4 separate regions of the Homo sapiens genome follow, and regions 2, 3 and 4 are each linked to region 1. The links are chromatin contacts, found by Hi-C or POLR2A ChIA-PET in ENCODE. All regions are on one chromosome and are shown on one strand. The core of a region is the stretch at or near the end of the contact, and the rest is flanking DNA. Distances in the headings are between cores, read along the strand shown. Region 1 holds the start of EPC2 (enhancer of polycomb 2). Region 2 holds the start of STAM2 (signal transducing adaptor molecule 2). Region 3 holds the start of ARL5A (ARF like GTPase 5A). Region 4 holds the start of QTMAN (queuosine-tRNA mannosyltransferase).

Region 1 (4,416 bases), core at 373-2,872:
TCAAAGAGAAATGTGATTAAATAAGAGCAAAGTAGTATTAACAGGGTAACATAATGAGGTCAGAACTCAACCAGCCAATCGAAGGCATAAAAGCATTTCCTGCAATATTAATAGTCAAAAGAGAAAACCAATCACTGAAACCTCGAGCTTCCTTTTGACAGTCACTGAAGCAAGAGAACCAATCCACACACACCCGAGGTTGACAATAAGGCGGGACTGTAGGTTCATTGAAGAAATTCTTGAGGGTGCAGTTACTATGAACTTCGCACGCAAGTAACACCACTCGAGTCATAAACACTCTCTGTCAAGCCAGATGAAATCCAACCGTCTGCAAAATTTAACCCATCGGAGGAAAAGCAGCAATTTTCCCAAAAGGTGCTGTATTATCAAAATTACAACTGCCAATTTAGATGCACTAGGTCCTCAACTTCTAAGGACCACCTCGCAATGACAATTCTCGAGGACAACGCAACGCCGGCGGCTCGCTTCCGGGCATCCCCGGCTCCTCTCTAACGTTGCGCACGGAGCACGGCCGTCCAGGCGGAGCAGGCAGAGCCCGTCCGCCCCGCGCCCGGCTCGGGTCGGCAGAACTGGCCGGCGGGCGGCCCTCGGACGCTACGACCCGCTCGGTAGTCGTGGCCCCCGCCCTCCCCCGCCGCAGTGCTGCACCGCCTCATCCCGCTGCACCTTCGCGGGCGGGGGAGCCAGGATGATTACATTGCTGGGAGGAAGATGTTTGTTTTGAAAGCACCCTTCCACAGTCATTTCAAAGAGAACTCAATACAAAGCCAAAGTTAAAAGTGGAAAAAATAATAATCTTGCCTAGCCAAATAATACCACGCCATTAATTAGCCCCGCGCCTGAGAGAGGGAGGTGGAAAGGTAAACAGAGACCGTACGCCAAGAGCGGCCAGCGCATCCCCTGCGCCATTCCCGGCCGCCGCTTACGGCAAGGCCCCCTTACGGCAGCGTAAGCAGCGCTGCGAGCTAATCACAACACTGGGACGCAACAACATGGCGGCCGCGGGCGGGCGCTACGCCGGCCGAGAGGGTTTACGCTACTCCGCCGGCGTAGAGTCCCGTGCGTTAGAGCGGCAGCGGCGCCCTCCAGCGAGCGTAAAGCGCTCTGTGAATGGCGAGGCCCGACTGACAAAGGGGAGGGGGGAGGAGGGAAGGGGGGGTAATAAACACTCGAGTCCCTACCGATTCCTCCTCCTTCTCCATCCCGGTGGGCATCTGGGGCACGGCCCGGTTGATGGAGACGCAGTCGTTGAGATCAGGCATGTCCTTGCCGCGGTAGATAGGCAGCGGCTTGGCGGCGTCCAGCGCCCGCGCTCGGAAGGAGAGTTTACTCATTGTCTCCCCGCCTTACAGGAACAGCCCGGGCGGCGGCGGCGGGGCGGGCGGGGAGGGGGGGAGGACTCCCGCCGCCTCCTCCACCTCCTTCCTCAGTGCAGCGCGGCCGGCCCGCTCCTCCTCCTCCTCACTGCCCCCGGCCACAGCATGGGCGCCCACCCCGCCCGAAAACAGCCCCCCGCGCCCGCGGCCGCCTCCACACACTAGATCCGCCGCTCGCCCGCCCGATCCGCTCCCTGCGCCATGGCCAACATGGCGGACATTACCACAGCGGCGGCGAGCGATCCCGGCAGCCCGCGCGAGAGCGCGCCCCCGTCGCGGGAACGCGCCTCGCCCTCTCCCTCCCTCCCTCCTTCCTCTCCCTTCCCCTCCCTCGCCTGCCCACCCACTCTCTCCGCGGCGCTGCCGGCCCGCGGGAGCGTGCTCGGTCTCGGTCCGCTCCGGGGAGAGGGGGCGGGGGCGGCGCCCCTCCGCTCGCTGGCCGGTGCTTTCGCTGTGTGGCAGGTGCCAGGTGCGCAAGTTCGCCCGCGCCCGGGAGCGTGCGCCTCTCCCGCCGCCGCCCGGTCACCCCTCTCGCTGGGTGTCCCGGAGGAAGGCGCCGGGCAAAGACGGCTGCGCCGAGCAGCGCGTGTGTGCAGAAGTCCGGGAGCGGGAAGGGAAAATGTCGACCCGGACCCCACCAGCCATCACCCAAGCCTGTACTTGGACAGCGCTATCCCCAAGGCGCCCTGTGCGCAAGCTAATTCGCATCCTCCGAGGCGCACATCCCCGAGAGGTGCAAGAGGTCTCTCCCATCAGTCCCATCAGTCCGTTCGGAGGACTGGACCGCGCTGCTGGTGCCAGCCCTCTTCTACGCCCTCCCCTCCGTACCTGTCCGAAAGAGCTCTCCAAGGTGCAGCAGCGCGTTCATCCTCGCTTTGCAGTGAGGGTTCATGGTTTGAGGCTGCCAGATGCAACAAGTGAACTTAGGTTCCCTGTCACCCAAACTTCGGTACAGCTGTTTAGTGGATGGTAGGTATTTTTCTGAGTTCAAAAATAGTAGCTTTCCTAAAAGTTCAGCTTCTAAAAATTTAGCCAAGGCAGCACACATTTGCGAAGTAGCAGATGTGTGTCAAATGTGGGGTGCTGTGGAAGACTCGAAGAAATCTGAGAAAAGGTTCCTGCCTCAGAGAGCTTTCACCTTAATGGGATGCCAGGATGGCTGGAAAGATGAGTAACAGAGACGTAAATAGTTGAAGAAAATGACAGCTGGAAAGATAAGTGACAACCGAAAAAAAAGTGTAAATATTTTAAGAAAACAATACAAGAGATGACACAGGCAGTAAGTAGCACATGATTAATTACCAAACGAGATCTAGGCAATAATTGTGAGAGTTCAGAGAAAGGAAAGGAGGCATGACTGCAGCCTAAACTGGTTAGAGAAAGTTCTCAAGAGGAGGGAAAATCAAGGTGACTCAAATAAGTACTAGCTATTGTTGACATCAACCTGGTTTAGCCAAGAGGCTCTTGGTTAGTCTTTAAGCATTACACATTTCTCACAAAACCGTACAAAGAGAGTTTTTAACACATTTTACCATTTTCTAATAATCGATCATACTCTAACTCAGAGAAAGTCAGATGATTTCCTAAAGACCAACAGTGAAAAAATTGATTCCTACTGTCATTTCTATGTGACAATAAAACTATATCTCTTCCTCTATTACGTCCTTCTTCCCCTCCTCCACTTCCTCCCCTCCCCCTTTTTCCTCCTGTTCCTCTTCCCCTTTTCTCTCTGCAGTCTCCTCCTTTGAAGGCAGAATGGTGGATATAGTCTTCATGGTAGTGTCCAAATAGTCTAACCAGTCTGTCGCAGCAAAACTCCGAGTATTGTTTAGTGGGGCTTGAGTGTTTTTCATCCACTTTGTTGTTGGAAGCAATGGAGTTGCTGTGACTCATTTCTTGTAAGCAGTACCTTCCTCAAGCTTATGGGCATGTCCTGCTCTCTAAGTGCTACCCCTGGAACAGTTCCAATCCTCTGGAAGCAAGAACAAGAAGTTCTTGGGAGGGGGTCAGCACTGGGTTCAAGCCTGAAAGGGAAGAAAAAAGCAATAGTTGAAGAAATGAGTCATCCAGAGCTTTCATCTGGATGCCCAGCCCTCCTCAGGTTCAGAAAGGATAGCTTTCTTCTAGTCCCTATGTTTAGTTTTACTGTTTCTCTCAGAAAAGGAAATATCAAGTATGTGTAATATACCATCCATTGTAGTAACATGTTATATATATTATCTCAACTAGTTGAATTCCACTTAATTCTTATTATAATTTTATGAAAAAATATAATTTTACCAATAAGAAAACTGAGCATCAGATAATTTGCCAAATTTCAATTCCAACAACTTGCAGAACTGGGCTCAAATTCAGGTCTGACCTGACTCCAAAACTCTGGTTTTCTCAGTGGTGCTACCCTGCTATCCAAGCTCTTCAGCTTATTGACCAGTCAGCATTCTAAAGCTGCTAATTCAAAATTAGTTACTAAGACCTTCCAACCAACGGCCAAGGGAGCGCATAAGCCAGAGCCTAAAGTTGCAGTAGACCAAGGAGGGCAGGAACAACATCTGTCTGTCAATCACTGTATCCCCAGTTCCATGCCTCACATATGGCAGGCATCTAAAGTATATTTGTTGACTGATATTCCATGAAGAAATTCACTGATACTGACCCCATGCCACTCTAGTTTATAGTTCACATACCTCACTGGCCTGTCACCTGACCTAGCTATTGCTGCCAATATTTGTTCTTACTGTGGCCTACCCTGTTGTCCAGCTTTGTACCTTTGTGCATAGAGATTTTAGAACCAATTAATGTTATTCAAAAACACCTTTTTGAAACCTGGAATTTATAGGAAGGGATTTTTGCTGTTGTGGTTGTTTCTTTGTTGTTCTTTTACTTTGACCATGTAAAAGATTTCTTCCCCAAATCTCCATTTTCTTCTCACCCTGTAGGCAATGATTATAGAGCTGGGAATAAAACCATTTAAGGCAAATAACACAATATACTTTTCAACGGAGACACAGCCTGTGTTTTC
Region 2 (4,455 bases), core at 1,329-3,828, 3.5 Mb before region 1:
CGTGAGCTATACCCATCAAACACAGCCACCCACCTGGGGACAGACCAAGAAGCTGTCACAGATGGCAGAAGAAAACCTGAGGAAAGCGGGACAACCAATCACAACGAGTAATTTAATGGTAGCTACCATAGCGGTGATCACCATTGCCATAAGTATTCCTTCAACAAGGGCTGCCGAGACCAGCTCGGTCGGGGAGAGCCTAACCTAGCGGCGCTAGAGGAATTAAAGACACACACATAGAAATATAGAGGTGTGAAGTGGGAAATCAGGGGTCTCACAGCCTTCAGAGCTGAGAGCCCCGAAGAGAGATTTACCCACGTATTTATTAACAGCAAGCCAGTCATTAGCATTGTTTCTACAGATATTAAATTAACTAAAAGTATCCCTTAAGGGAAACGAAGGGATGCGCCGAATTAAAGGAATAGGTTGGGCTAGTTAACTGCAGCAGGAGCATGTCCTTAAGGCACAGATCACTCATGCTATTGTTTGTGGCATAAGAAGGCCTTTAAGTGGTTTTCCACCCTGGAAGGGCCAGGGGTTCCTTGCCCTCATTCCAGTAAACCCACAACCTTCCAGCGTGGGCATTATGGCCATCACGAACATGTCACAGTGCTGCAGAGATTTTGTCTATGGCCAGTTTTGGCCATTCTCCTGAGGCAGGAGAATGGTGTGAACCCAGGAGGCGGAGCTTGCAGTGAGCCCAAATCGCGCCACTGCACTCCAGTCTGGGTAACAGAGTGAGACTCCATCTCAAAAAAAATTTTTTTTTACTATTCTGCTACCCAATATCCTTAAATAATTATTGAGTGCCTTAATCAAAATAAAAAATTCCCAGCTTGCCCTTTAAAATTCTTGTCAATCTGTTTCCTCTTATACCTAGTCAGCCTTGTTTTCCATTCCAACACTAAGTCTTAGACAAAAAGTCTTTATCTGTCCAAAAAATCTCTAAGTCTTTTTTTTTTTTCTTTTTTCGAGACAGAGTCTTGCTCTGTTGCCCAGGCTGGAGTGCAGTTGCCTGATCTTGGCTCACTGTAACCTCTGCCTCCTGGGCTCAAGTGATTCTCGTGCCTCAGCCTCCCAAGAAGTTGGCATTACAGGCTTGCGCCACCATGCCTGGCTAATTTTTGTATTTTTAGTAGAGACGGTTTTTCGCCATGTTAGCCAGTCTGGTCTTGAACTCCTGGCCTCAAGCAGTCTGCCCGCCTTGGCCTCCCAAAGTGCTGGGATTACATGCGTGAGCCACCATGCCCGGCCTCCCAATTTATCTTGAACATCCCTAGGTTCAACGTTCTATGAAAAACAGCCCCTTCTGCACGATTCCTTCTCATTTGTGCCCCGAACTTTATAAAATGCAACCACCTTTCTGAATGTGTATGAGCTCTCTATAGCATCAGGTCTTTATACTAGAGTTTGTAAAATGGTTTTGATTAATCTATTATTTAAAATGTTGGAGTAATTCTCAACATTTAAACATCATTGAAAAATTGCAAACTCTAGTAGGACCCACATTTCAATAAATGGCTGCAATTTACCAGTAGTTGACATCTTTAGATACGCACTGTTCAGTTAGAAAGTTACAGCTTCATTCGAAAAGCATTGAGCGTCTATTACTTGGGACACTGTTTTAGACGCTGGGGATATAGTAGTGACCAAAACTTATCAGGGAGTTTATAATCTAATGAGGAGGAGAGACAGGCAACATAATCATTACTACAGTTTTCTAAGAGGAACAGAGAATATGTGGGTGGGAAGGGTGCTTGGGCTTTTGCATTCATTTAAATACCTGGCTGGATGCTGTTGGAATTTGAGTTTATGACTCGTACTACCATCCGAATCGTCATACACCATCATGTACGTTATGCACTGCCCCTATAAAACTCTCAACAAGTCTAAGGCAGGGAGTGTGCCTCCTTCGCCTTTGGATTCCGGGGGCCCAGCAGTGTTTTTATGGAGGGGACACGATGGAAAGCGAAAAGTTAGGCGTAGTTACTTCGACCACCGCTGTCCCGGGTGGTTATTCTGACGGGGTTTGGACTGGGCGCCTGGGAGGGTGCAACACAATAATTGTTGAAGAGCAGTCAGGTCTTTCGCAGAATCTCAAAGCCACCTCCGCGCCGGCAGCTCCGTTTCTAGGGAAACAGGACTGTAACGCGTACGCGTCGTGGGTCCTCGTTCTCTAGCTACGAGTCCTGCCGCTCTGAAACAAACTAAATTCGTGACAAGAACTTGGCCCTCAGAGCCCGTCGTCCAACGCGAAAAACCACGGGTAACCGCGCCCCCTGCCGCGCCGCCGCTGGCACTGCAGCTTCCGGGGTCGTCCAGTTCCAGGCGGGACTACTTCCGGCTCCGAAGGTCCCCGGCTTCGTGGCTAGCCGGGGTCCTAGCGCTGGAAAGGTGGCCGTAGCGGCCGCCTGACCCCTACAAAAGTCTGGGACAGGGGCAGCGACAAAGGCCTTGGGAGGACGCCCATGGTCGGAGGGATCTCGCCCCGGGAGAAAAGTTGGGACAGGAGCGCGGGATCGAAGGGTGGACTCCGAGCCGGCCTGTCAGGCAAGAGCCGGGCAGGTGCGGTGGCGGAAGTGCAGGGACGGAGGCCGAAGCGGAGCGGTCTAGGGAGCCGCGGCCGCGGGTCACCCGGCGGGTAGCAGTTGCTGAGTGTCAGCTAGACAGCAGCGACTAGGGCTCGGGCGCCGGCGAGATGCCTTTGTTCACCGCCAACCCCTTCGAGCAAGACGTGGGTGAGTGCTGTGCCCGGTCCTGGACTGCTGTGTGCCTGGCCCTGGACTGCTGTTTGTCCGGCTAGAAAGTGGGCGGTAGCGACTCCGGGGACTAGGAAGCAAAGCGAAGGGAGGGGAGGGGCGGTGCCGCCCGCTCCTTCGACGTTGGGATTTTTCTGGGGCAACCTCGGCGCGTCGCTAGCGGTCTGGGGAGTGCTTCCTGCCGCCTGAGTTTGGGGACCCTCAAAGGGCCGTTCTCCTTGCCAAGCGTAGGATTTGGGAAGAGCCTAGGGCTCGCTGGAGACTGGACTGATTAAGTAGTTGTGGAGTTGGTGATTAAAAACTTCCTGCTCGTTCGACAGCTGGTTACCTCCGTCTTTGCCCCATCGTTTTCTGAAGATGATGCAGCAGTGGAGACCCTGCTGTCTAGAGAAGCCCAACACTAGACACTTGACACCTAGACAACCGCATTGAATAGGAAGAACTTACTTCCCCATTATTTATATTACTCATGCATTCAATCCCTGATAGGGTAGCTTTAAGATTTATTACAATTGTAAAGGTGTTGCTCTTCATCCCCGGATTGCAAAGATTGCGCGGGTGCTAGGAGATGTTCGGTTTTAGAGTATGAAAAGGAAATCTCCAGTCTCAAAACACTCCAGAACAACAAGTATTTTACATGTTGCAGTCATAAAGCGCTGGTCTCTCAGTGACTATAGAATGAGAAAAACATGGATAAGATATATACGAAATTATTTAGGAAATTTGAGTAACACTAAAACAAACTGAGAAATATATGTATGTATTCTCGAAAGTCTGGGTCTCACTATGTTGCCCAGGTGCGACTAGAATTCCTCCCACCTCAGCCTCCACCTCCGTTTCCCCTTCCCGAGTAGCTGGGACTACAGGTTTGTTTTTTGTTTGTTTTTGTAGCAGTAGTTAACAGAACCCTAGGTAAATTTTTAGAACTTGGAAATGGGGTTGGGGCGGGGAGACTCAGAAGAATACTGCACATCTCAGCAGTAATTCCCCTGTTTCATAGTTAACATTTGGTTATTAGGAGACTGTAGAAAGTGCCCTATTCTGATACGTTGTGTAATCCCCTAAGCCATTTTAAAAAACATGTTTGAGTCAAATAATATATGTAAATAGTTCAAATATGTATGTTCCTTACTTCATTAAACTTTTTTTTTGGTGGATGAATACAGGTGACTGGCGTAAATCTGGGAAACATCACTCTTAAGGCTCACTGTTTCCTTTTGGAACGCCTCATTGCAGTATTCTTTTGTTTGAATCATACAACCTTTGTGCAACCTGTACTTTTAAAAAATTGCTATTATGAACACTTTGATTCTGTTCTAATGAAATAAAACAGAAGGCGCAAAATAGAATTAGACAAATGATTTTAAAACTTAAAAACCGTGAATTCTTTTCTTCAATATAAATTTTTCTTGAAAGTTCATTGTTTTCTGATGGAAAAATTCTCTGGTACAAGTAGGCAGAGTTGCTCTGTCTGTTCTGTTCTAAACCTTTCCCTGCCTGGCTCCCGAGGCCCCAGCATTGGTTTAGTGGATCACAGTTTAGTCCTACAGTTGTAAAGGAGGCACTGCTGTTGAGATTAAAAAAACAAACAAACAAAAAAACTGTGTCTAGATTATTTTATGGCCAGTGCCATAAGCCAGAGCTTCAAGTAGTTACATATTAGCTTAAGCATGACTGAATTCAGAACCCCAAAGGC
Region 3 (4,155 bases), core at 67-2,566, 3.2 Mb before region 1:
GGATATATTCAAACCATCCTACTCTCTCATGCCTGAAGTCAGAAGTCTCTCCAATGACATTTTGCATTTCTCTGTAATCATAGATAAATTGGTCTTTAAACTCTCTGTCTCTGTCTCTCTCTCTCTCTTCTTTCTTCACTCGGAAAATAACCTGGGAGACCATTTCCTTGGGTAGATTGTAAAATATGAAGCTCCGCCATCACATAATGTGTATATGACATCCATTTCATAAGTTGACATCTGTGTGGGAGTCTGAAAAAGTCTTAGAGCTACCAAAGCATTACCTACGGTGTGCGAGAATGGAAATATTACAGAGTTAATGCAAATTGGTTATACAAACTACATTGTTCTTCTAAACAGTGTACAGAATATTAAGTAAATCCAGACATGATAATACATAAATTAATATGGATTACTATGATTTTCCTTCCCTTCATGTATGGCTCCTCTAAACTTTGGCTTTTTAACCATAAAGCCCCAAAAGAAGTCAACGAAATTACTTTTCTATATTTTGAGGTAAAATACTGGGTAGTTAGGAGAAGTGAGTTGGGAAGGTGCGGTTTATTGCTGATTTTGCTTAATTTCATTCAGCTGTTGGGGATGGGAGTGCAAAGCAGTTCAAATGGCTCCTACAAGTCTCCCAATTTTTCTTTATTTTCCTTTTTACTAAGGTTAACGAGAACAGAAAGGGATGGAGCTTTGGTGGCCACTAAAGGTTTTTAAACAGGGTAGTGACTTGATCAAAATCGTTGTTTTGGGCAATACTGACGTGAGAGTTAAGAGATTGGAGAGAAAAGAGCCCTGAAGTGCAAAAATGGCTTTAAGGTGACTATCTAGGTAAGGCCACTGACTTCAGCTGAGTGTCAGAGGGCAGCAGACTTTTCCCTCAAAGACCCACAGGGGACACAATGTCTTAAAGAGTCATGACGTGGAACTTTAAGTGTAGTGTATGTGAAGGGTTGGGGATGGACATGGGGTACTCAATTATATGTTTACATTATGGCGCAGTGGAGAAGATTCGAGGGAAATATAAATACTCGGGGACGCAACAGCAAGCAGTCGGAAGCCATCTGCCCCAACTTGCGGTCTTCACAGCCTCAGTCCCAGGGTAAAGTCCTGCGCCTTCCGCAGTCTTGGTTATGCAAATAAGCGAGGACAGGGCGGGCGCCCTTTCCTACGCTCCGCCCCTCTGGCCGCGCGCCTGCGCACTCACGTCCCTCCAGGCCCGCCCCTTCACTTCCCCCGCCCGCGTGGTCGTCGCCACCGCAGCCGCCCGAGAGGAGCTGGGGGAGGACGGTGGCCCGCGAGGCTCGTCGCAGACAACGCGGCGGCGATGTCCGCGAGCCAGGCGAGTGCCGCGGCGGCAGCGGCGGGGCCTTGCGCGCGGCAGGGCGGCCTGGGCTTCGGCCTCCCTCCGGTTCCCTGGAAGCGGGCCCGCGACCAGCGCGGGAGCAGCAGCAGAGGCGGAGGCTCCAGCGCGTCTCTCTCCTCCCCCTCAGCCTGAGCCGGGGGAAGCCAGGCGGCCCGGGTGTCTGGAGGGGGGGGGTCCGCTGCCCGAGAATGGGAATTCTCTTCACTAGAATATGGAGACTGTTCAATCACCAGGGTGAGGAGCTCGGTCCGCGGGCGTACGGGTTGGGGAGAGGGTCAGCTCGGGCCGGCTAGGTGGGGGTCTCCGAATACTTCGGAATGTGGGCGGCTCGGTCGGGCGCCAGCTCAGCGCGGGGTGCAGGCTGCGCGGATACGGGCCCGGGACGGTTCGGTCCCGGCTCCCGAGCTTGGGGATGGTTCCTGACTCGCAGCCCTTTGTCTTAGGAGACCTTCCTAAGAAGTCTTTTCCGTAATAGACCCATTGCTCCGATTTCGAATGAGAGTGGTAAAGGTTTCTTGCCCTAGGTCCGACGTCCCTGAGTAGCACGGCCTGGCCTGTCTTTCAGCCCTTTCTTTGCTCACCAGTTGTGTTTGGACACCACATAGAAGTGCTGGGGTCTTCTGGAATGAAGGTTATAGATTGCTGCCCTAACCGCACCACTGAGCGACCGAGGGTTGCAGAATGCGGAAAACGGGAGGAATCGCTCGACTTGTCCATTACACCTCTGGTTTATGAGCCTGCCCTCCACTGCCACCCGTCTTTGTGTGTGTTGGGGGCAGGGGGGGTTCTTCTGCCTCCTGAATAGAGATGGACTTCTCTCCATTTGTTTTACTTATTATATCTGTGTTTAAGGTTAAGCTTAAGGTCATTTTTCTACTCGTGTGGGTTATTAGACACAGTTTTTGTTTGTTTTGCTGGGTTAAAAATGTTAAAGTGTTTCACTGAAAGTTTTAAAAACATACCATATGAAACATTTGTTAACCATAGGTAACTAGCAAGTTACTAAGTGTAAAGTGTGTTATATAGGGATGCTTAAGTTCAGCCAACTTCAGACATGGCCATGAAATACCTATCAGGCTTGTTAAAATTTGTTACAAAATGACTAAAACTGGGGAAAGAGAATACAATTTTAACCCAAAGACTGGATACTTATTAAGATACAGTGGTGTACTTTTGTTTCTTTTTAACTCAAGTTGGGTGGTTCATCATTCCGCTGTCAGGAACTTAGTTTGTGTTTTTCTGTTGTGTAAGCTGATGGTGTCACGTCCCAGTTTTCCAATAAAGACTTACGTGAATGGTGGCATCTATTATGTACACCTACTACTACCACCTCCTCCTTCATGATCTAGCTGCTCTTTTAAGAAGCTTAGGGGAAGCAAGCAGAACTAGAACTTGTGATCCCTAATGTATCTTTTACGCACACACACACACACACAGATGTGTAGGTCACGTGATACCGAAAGAAAGGGCAGTATCAATTTTTCTGATAAGAGGATTTTTCATAAAGTAGAGAAAATCAGTTCTAATCAGCACTGTCTCTGACTGGACTGGCTGTTAGTGTTGGGAGCAGGAGAGTGGGAAGCAGTCACTTGAACTCTCAGGTTTTCTGGTCTAGGTTTTCTCACCTAGAACACCAGGGATCTGTGGAGCTTCCAAATCTTGTAAACTTTATTTCTACATTGCAAATATTAAAACGTACATTGCTGTAAGACTGATGGTACTTATAGTAGATAAGATCTATTCTAGTTTTAACATCCATCATTTTGTATTATTTTTAGCAAAGCTAGTGTTTCATCTGCTGTGAGGTTTAGCAAGACTGTGAATTGAGCTCTAGTGCTGCCAGAAAAAGAGTTATCACCACTTTCTATTTTGAGTCAATGATAAAATTATTTGTTTCTGTAAGTTAAGAATAAATGAGAACTTTGCCAACAGCTCCTTGGAGTAGTAAATAATAAGGGTGTGTGCTCTGGTATCACTACAAATTGCTAATAGTAGTGTTTTTATAACCTGTATTTTGTGGTAATTTTTGACGGGACATTTATGGCAGTTTGGCGGAAATTAATAGAGAAATTAATGAAGTTAAGTTCTAGAAAATTAGATATGAATATTGTGAAAGTGTGAATAAATTATTTATTTTCTGCTAAACAGTGTGGCTGTCTTATCAATAGGGTCACTTTTCCGAATATCCACCATTTAATCTAATGCCAGATATTTGTTGGGTTTTGTTTTTGTTTTTGTTTTTTTGAGATGGAGTCTTGCTCTGTCACCAGGCTGGAGTGCAGTGGTGTGATCTTGGCCCACTGCAACCTGTGCCTCCTGGGTTCAAGCGATTCTCCTGCCTCAGCCTCCCGAGTGGCTGGACTACAGGTGCGTGCCACCACACCCAGCTAATTTTTGTATTTTTTGTAGAGATGGGGTTTCACCACGTTGGCCAGAATGGTCACCATCTCTTGACTTCGTGATCCACCCGCCTTGGGCTCCCAAAGTGCTGGGATTACAGGCCTGAGCCATGGTGCCCAGCAGGGTTGTTTTTTTTTTTTTCTGTATAGGACATATATAAGTTAGATATGTGTTGGATGCTCTTGTTTTACCTTCAGTGGATTCAGAATGCAATCTTACTTTCTTTTCATAGAAACTCTTGGAAAGTATGTTTCGGGAGATTACAGAATTTGCCATCTGATGAAACTTAAACTATGCAGTATCTCCTGTTTCTGAAACCCCTCGAGAACAGCTTTTTCAGTTAAAGCTCAGATTGAGTGCACAGTGAAAGCTATTTGTATACC
Region 4 (4,059 bases), core at 1,357-3,856, 4.3 Mb after region 1:
CTTTACCTTTTTTCTCCATAAGGCAACCTAAATTCTAAATTTCACTTTTTGTCCTTTTTTGTTGTTATTGTTAAGAAGTCTTCCCTTAATTTACATGGATTATTTTCCATCTTAAAATTGGTAATTTACAATCGAATCCTTCGTTAGTAGTGTTGAATTATCATTTTGTGTTTCATATTTTACCTTCCCGGTGATGCTGTAATTTTCTTGGCAATAGGGTCTTAATAATTCTTACAATTAGGCAAAGACCTTGTCACCACCGAGGATGAATGCATTTGGTTGGTTCATGGCTCCGGAGGTCTGGCCAGAATTGCCTGGATCATGCAGATGAACCCTGACTGAGATGAAAGTTGTGCAACAGGAATCCTTGAAACCAGTGGGACAAAACAGCTTCGACAGAAATACCTTCCTAGCTAATGCCAAGTGCAATTTTATACATCACTCAGACCATGTAGGCAAAGCTGCAAAGTCAAGGAATTTTGATGTTGAATAGCTTTATATAAGTGTTAAATATTAACATGAGCCAGATGCTGGCAGGTATGTGAGACAGAAAGTCTGAGTTTGAACCCTGGCTTTGTTTCCAATTAAGCTGGGTAATATTGGGTAAACAACTTACCCTCTCTGGGCTTCAGTTCTTAATCAGATTAAAAAAGATTTAAAAATTTTTTTCATTTTAAAATGAAAGGATTAGACTCCCAATTATTTTAAGAACCAGTTTAATTATAAAATTATGTAATTCTATTTTTAAAACAATGAAATGGCAGCCATAAACTTTAGGATTTTTCAGATATTGTGGTTCGATTTAGAATTTTTCCATTTTACAATGGGTTTATCTGGATGTAACCCCATGGTAAGTTGAGCAGCTTCTTATGACTTATGATGGGGTTATGGTTTCTACTGAATGCACATACATTTCATACCATCCTAAAGTTGAAAATATTGGAAGTCGAGGACCATCTGCTGTGTTGCTAGCATTAAATGCAATTTTGGCTTACAATATTTTTAACCTACATTGTGTTTATTGGGAAGTAACCCCATCGTAAGTGGAGAAGCATTTTGTATTTTATTCTGTGTAATAGGATTTACTAGTTTCATGTGTAGTCAGAACACTCACTTTCAGGTTTTGGCATTTACTCTTTTCTGTTTCTCAATTTGTGTGAAAGTGGATGGACAGATGGTTTATTAGGCTTTCAAATGCTTACAATGCTGTTGTTCAATTCAACAATGGTTTTAAACTTTGAATGTCCACACAGAGCTGGATTTTGTTTGGAACGGAAGATAGTTTCGACGCTTCAATTTAAGGATAAGAATGTTTACTCACATAACTTAAAGCAACTTGTGGATATAAGTACAAAGACCTAATCGATTTCCTTTATTTTGGTATGTTTCCTAATTCATTTCCACATCACAGCCTAACTCTTCCGAGTTGCAGTTTTAAAAATGAAGTTACTTAATAAACCAGACATCCAGTTATATTTGCATGTTTTGCCTTCACCAGAGTCATTTAACCTACAACCTCCTTCCAGATACAAAAACCTTTACTTTAGAAAGGATCCTTTACTTCATAAAGGAATTTAACGAAGGGACACATTCCTCACTTTACAGTCAAGAACACCTGGGACTTCCTGGTACTCTTTCTACTATGTATTCTATAAATAAAAGAGCTAAAGTGAAATTAGGTCGCAGCGAAAAAACATCCAACATTTGTGAATTTTAAGCCCCAACAGAAAATCCCATTCCTTGAAATTCAAGTGGCAATGAGAATATTATTGCATAAGGAAAATATAGATGGAACTATGCAAGTCAAATGATGGTCTCCACTGCTGTCGCTTTGCTTTGTGATTTTTAATTACTCAATGTGACTCTCCTCGTGTAAATGGGACCGCGAATATGCAATTATTGAATACTCAAACTGCATCAGAAGTGTGTGGAGTAGTCAGAACCGAAAGGACGGGAAAAATGGAGATAAAGGAAAGCATGAGCCTTGCCAGGAGGGAATCGAGGAGGTCCAGAAGGAGGGATATTAAGAGGCATTGGCAAAGCAGCTGTGGAGGAGCTCCGGGCTGCAGAGCAGGTAGAGGTGTCGGCAAGGGAGCCAGGAACCCGCACAGGGGCCCTGAGGCTCTAGTAGGCCGGGGAGTGGACCAGGAAAGGAGATGCAACGGGCCGGCTGGAAAACTGCACGGGGAATCCGAGGTCGACCTAATGAACAGCACAGACCTTCCAGAAGGAAAGAGAAGGTGACTATGCGAGCTTAGAACAGGACTAGGAGGTTGGGGAAAGAGTACGAAAAAGCTGAAAGGGCGGACAGGGTGCTGACGAGATGGGAAAGGGCGCACAGGGAGGTGGGGAGCAGTGCGAGGCCGGGGGACAGTGGGCAGGTGCGAGGAGCCGAGCCCGCGGGCTGGGGCGGAGCGATTCGCGCGGGCGGGAGCGCCGCTGACTCAGGGACCTCGCGCCAGCGGAGTCCGGGCGGCGCAGAGAGGCGGAGCCTCGATTGCGCGGGCGGGCCGAGGGGCGGGACCAGCGCCTGACGCGCCCGGAGGCCGAGGCGGCCGCGGGCCGGGAGGGGCGGCGGCATCCGCGGCGGCCGCGGGGGAGGGGCACGGCGTCAGCGCGTCGCCGGCTGGGCCGCGCCGGTGGCCAGGAGGGAGAGACAAGGAGGAGGAGGAGGAGGAGGTGAGTAGGCTCCGGGCTGGGGAGCCGCGCGGGCCAGCGGGGAGGCGGGGAGCGCGGCCCCTCCCCTCCCCTCCCCGGCGCCCGCCTCGCGGGGCCGCGCTGCGCGGAGATCCCAGAGGGGCAGCAGCGGCGGCTGCGGCGCGGGGAGCCGGGGGCGGGGGGTGTGGGGGAGGCGGAGCTGAGAGCCGCGCGCTTCCCGGGCGCACGCGCTGCGCTCCCTGCGCCGCCGTCCGCACCGCGCTCGGAATGGGGCGTCACGCCGTGGCATTTTGTGCCTTCTGCAAACTGGTCGTGTTCGAATTGCGTTTTTTTGGTGCCTACATGTCGTGCGTGCTGGTTTTCTGCGGCCCGGCGCTCCGCTTCTTCCTCGCGCAGGCTGAGAGGACGGGTGGGGGCACGTCGCCCTCGCGCGGGAGAAGGGAGGCCGGGCGTCCGGGTTGGCCTGAGTTGGCTGGGGTGCTTCGCCGACCACCAGGCTGCCCGGCGCTTGGCCCCTTGCAGTGCGAGCCCCAGGCCTTCCTGACGGAAAGCTTCGCTTCTGGCTCCTAGTCGCCCTCAGTTACCAGACCTCCCCAGCGCCCCACTCCTCTCTGCCAGCCGAGTGTGAAGACCCTCACTGTGCCCCCCACCCCGGAATCCCTCGTCTGAGGATTAAGCACATAACTTCCCATTTTCATCGGGATCCAGACAATCCCATTCTGTCCAGGTGGAAAGATTCTCTGAATTTAAGTCTTGGGAATGCAGCAGCGAAATTTAACCTTTAGTCCCGAAGTAGTTTTTTTGCCTTCTCTCGCACATACAACTTTTAGAGTCTTCTGACAACTGTGCTGCTTTAGGTTATCTTGAGATTCTTAAGTTAATGCCTTGAGGCCGTGTGATGGGAGTTTCAAAGAGAAGGCTTTTACAGCTTTTCTTCCACCTGTATCGCAGTTTGAAATGGAAAACGTGAGTTGATGATGATTTTCCATACGAGATGGATTTCAGTTTGCAGCCCCGGCTGCCGTGGCTCACTTGGTTATTTGGTGCCTACCCCTGAAGTTGATTTTAAAGCTTAAAATAGTGGTTAGGTAAAGGAGCTGCTGAAAAAGAAGTTCAGTACAATTCAATAGAGCCATTCTATTGGCTTCTATTAACGTGTTTAACCTTAAGCTTTAACCATGACAGGAGTTTCATGTAGGAACCCACATACCAAGTGAAATATTGAATTTTAATTAGTGCGTTCCAGGTCTGACTTGGATTAGATTCTTCTCGGCTCCCACTCCCTTTTGGTATACATTTTCCTTAGGGTCCTGTACTGTATTTAATGAAACAGTTTTAGTATTGAGGATTAGAGGAGTACCTCTTGAATCACGAAACTTTCTTTGACATGCTTGAAAACAA

What was found. A loop is a pair of places that touch in the nucleus more often than their neighbours do. ChIA-PET counts read pairs that join two places held with the same protein, here RNA polymerase II (POLR2A). Pooled maps may share reads with other maps.
Region 2: a loop to region 1 is called in a map of naive thymus-derived CD4-positive, alpha-beta T cell, with 19 times the contacts of the local background. The contact joins the promoter of STAM2 here to the promoter of EPC2 in region 1. A Hi-C loop is called at or near these places in 2 of 168 maps with a recorded cell type or tissue (Right ventricle myocardium inferior and naive thymus-derived CD4-positive, alpha-beta T cell) and 10 of 50 pooled maps.
Region 3: a loop to region 1 is called in a map of CD8-positive, alpha-beta T cell, with 15 times the contacts of the local background. The contact joins the promoter of ARL5A here to the promoter of EPC2 in region 1. A Hi-C loop is called at or near these places in 5 of 168 maps with a recorded cell type or tissue (CD4-positive, alpha-beta memory T cell, CD8-positive, alpha-beta T cell, gastrocnemius medialis and 1 more), 1 of 37 single-sample maps with no recorded cell type and 15 of 50 pooled maps. POLR2A ChIA-PET finds 5 or more read pairs at or near these places in 1 of 52 experiments (GM12878).
Region 4: a map of naive thymus-derived CD4-positive, alpha-beta T cell shows a loop between it and region 1 (13-fold over the local background). The contact joins the promoter of QTMAN here to the promoter of EPC2 in region 1. A Hi-C loop is called at or near these places in 1 of 168 maps with a recorded cell type or tissue (naive thymus-derived CD4-positive, alpha-beta T cell) and 10 of 50 pooled maps. POLR2A ChIA-PET finds 5 or more read pairs at or near these places in 1 of 52 experiments (CD8-positive, alpha-beta memory T cell).

What each region holds. Positions count from the first base shown.
Region 1 is chr2:148,641,957-148,646,372 of GRCh38, reverse strand. It overlaps EPC2 (enhancer of polycomb 2), which reads right to left and starts at 1,622. Exons shown (of 14, transcript NM_015630.4): 1 at 1,203-1,622. The coding sequence starts at 1,355. RefSeq lists enhancers at 299-448, 1,045-1,549 and silencers at 539-628, 1,389-1,968.
Region 2 is chr2:152,173,886-152,178,340 of GRCh38, reverse strand. STAM2 (signal transducing adaptor molecule 2) reads left to right here and starts at 2,578. Exons shown (of 14, transcript NM_005843.6): 1 at 2,578-2,738. The coding sequence starts at 2,699. It overlaps LOC105373689 (a long non-coding RNA gene), which reads right to left and starts at 2,808. Exons shown (of 3, transcript XR_923477.3): 1 at 1,784-2,808. RefSeq lists enhancers at 2,221-2,640, 2,117-2,640, 2,801-2,940, 2,991-3,040.
Region 3 is chr2:151,825,582-151,829,736 of GRCh38, reverse strand. ARL5A (ARF like GTPase 5A) reads left to right here and starts at 1,316. Exons shown (of 6, transcript NM_012097.4): 1 at 1,316-1,606. The coding sequence starts at 1,561. RefSeq lists an enhancer at 991-1,040 and silencers at 1,091-1,600, 1,651-1,700.
Region 4 is chr2:144,331,059-144,335,117 of GRCh38, reverse strand. It overlaps QTMAN (queuosine-tRNA mannosyltransferase), which reads left to right and starts at 2,606. Exons shown (of 12, transcript NM_001376312.2): 1 at 2,606-2,679. RefSeq lists an enhancer at 1,973-2,550 and a silencer at 2,332-2,931.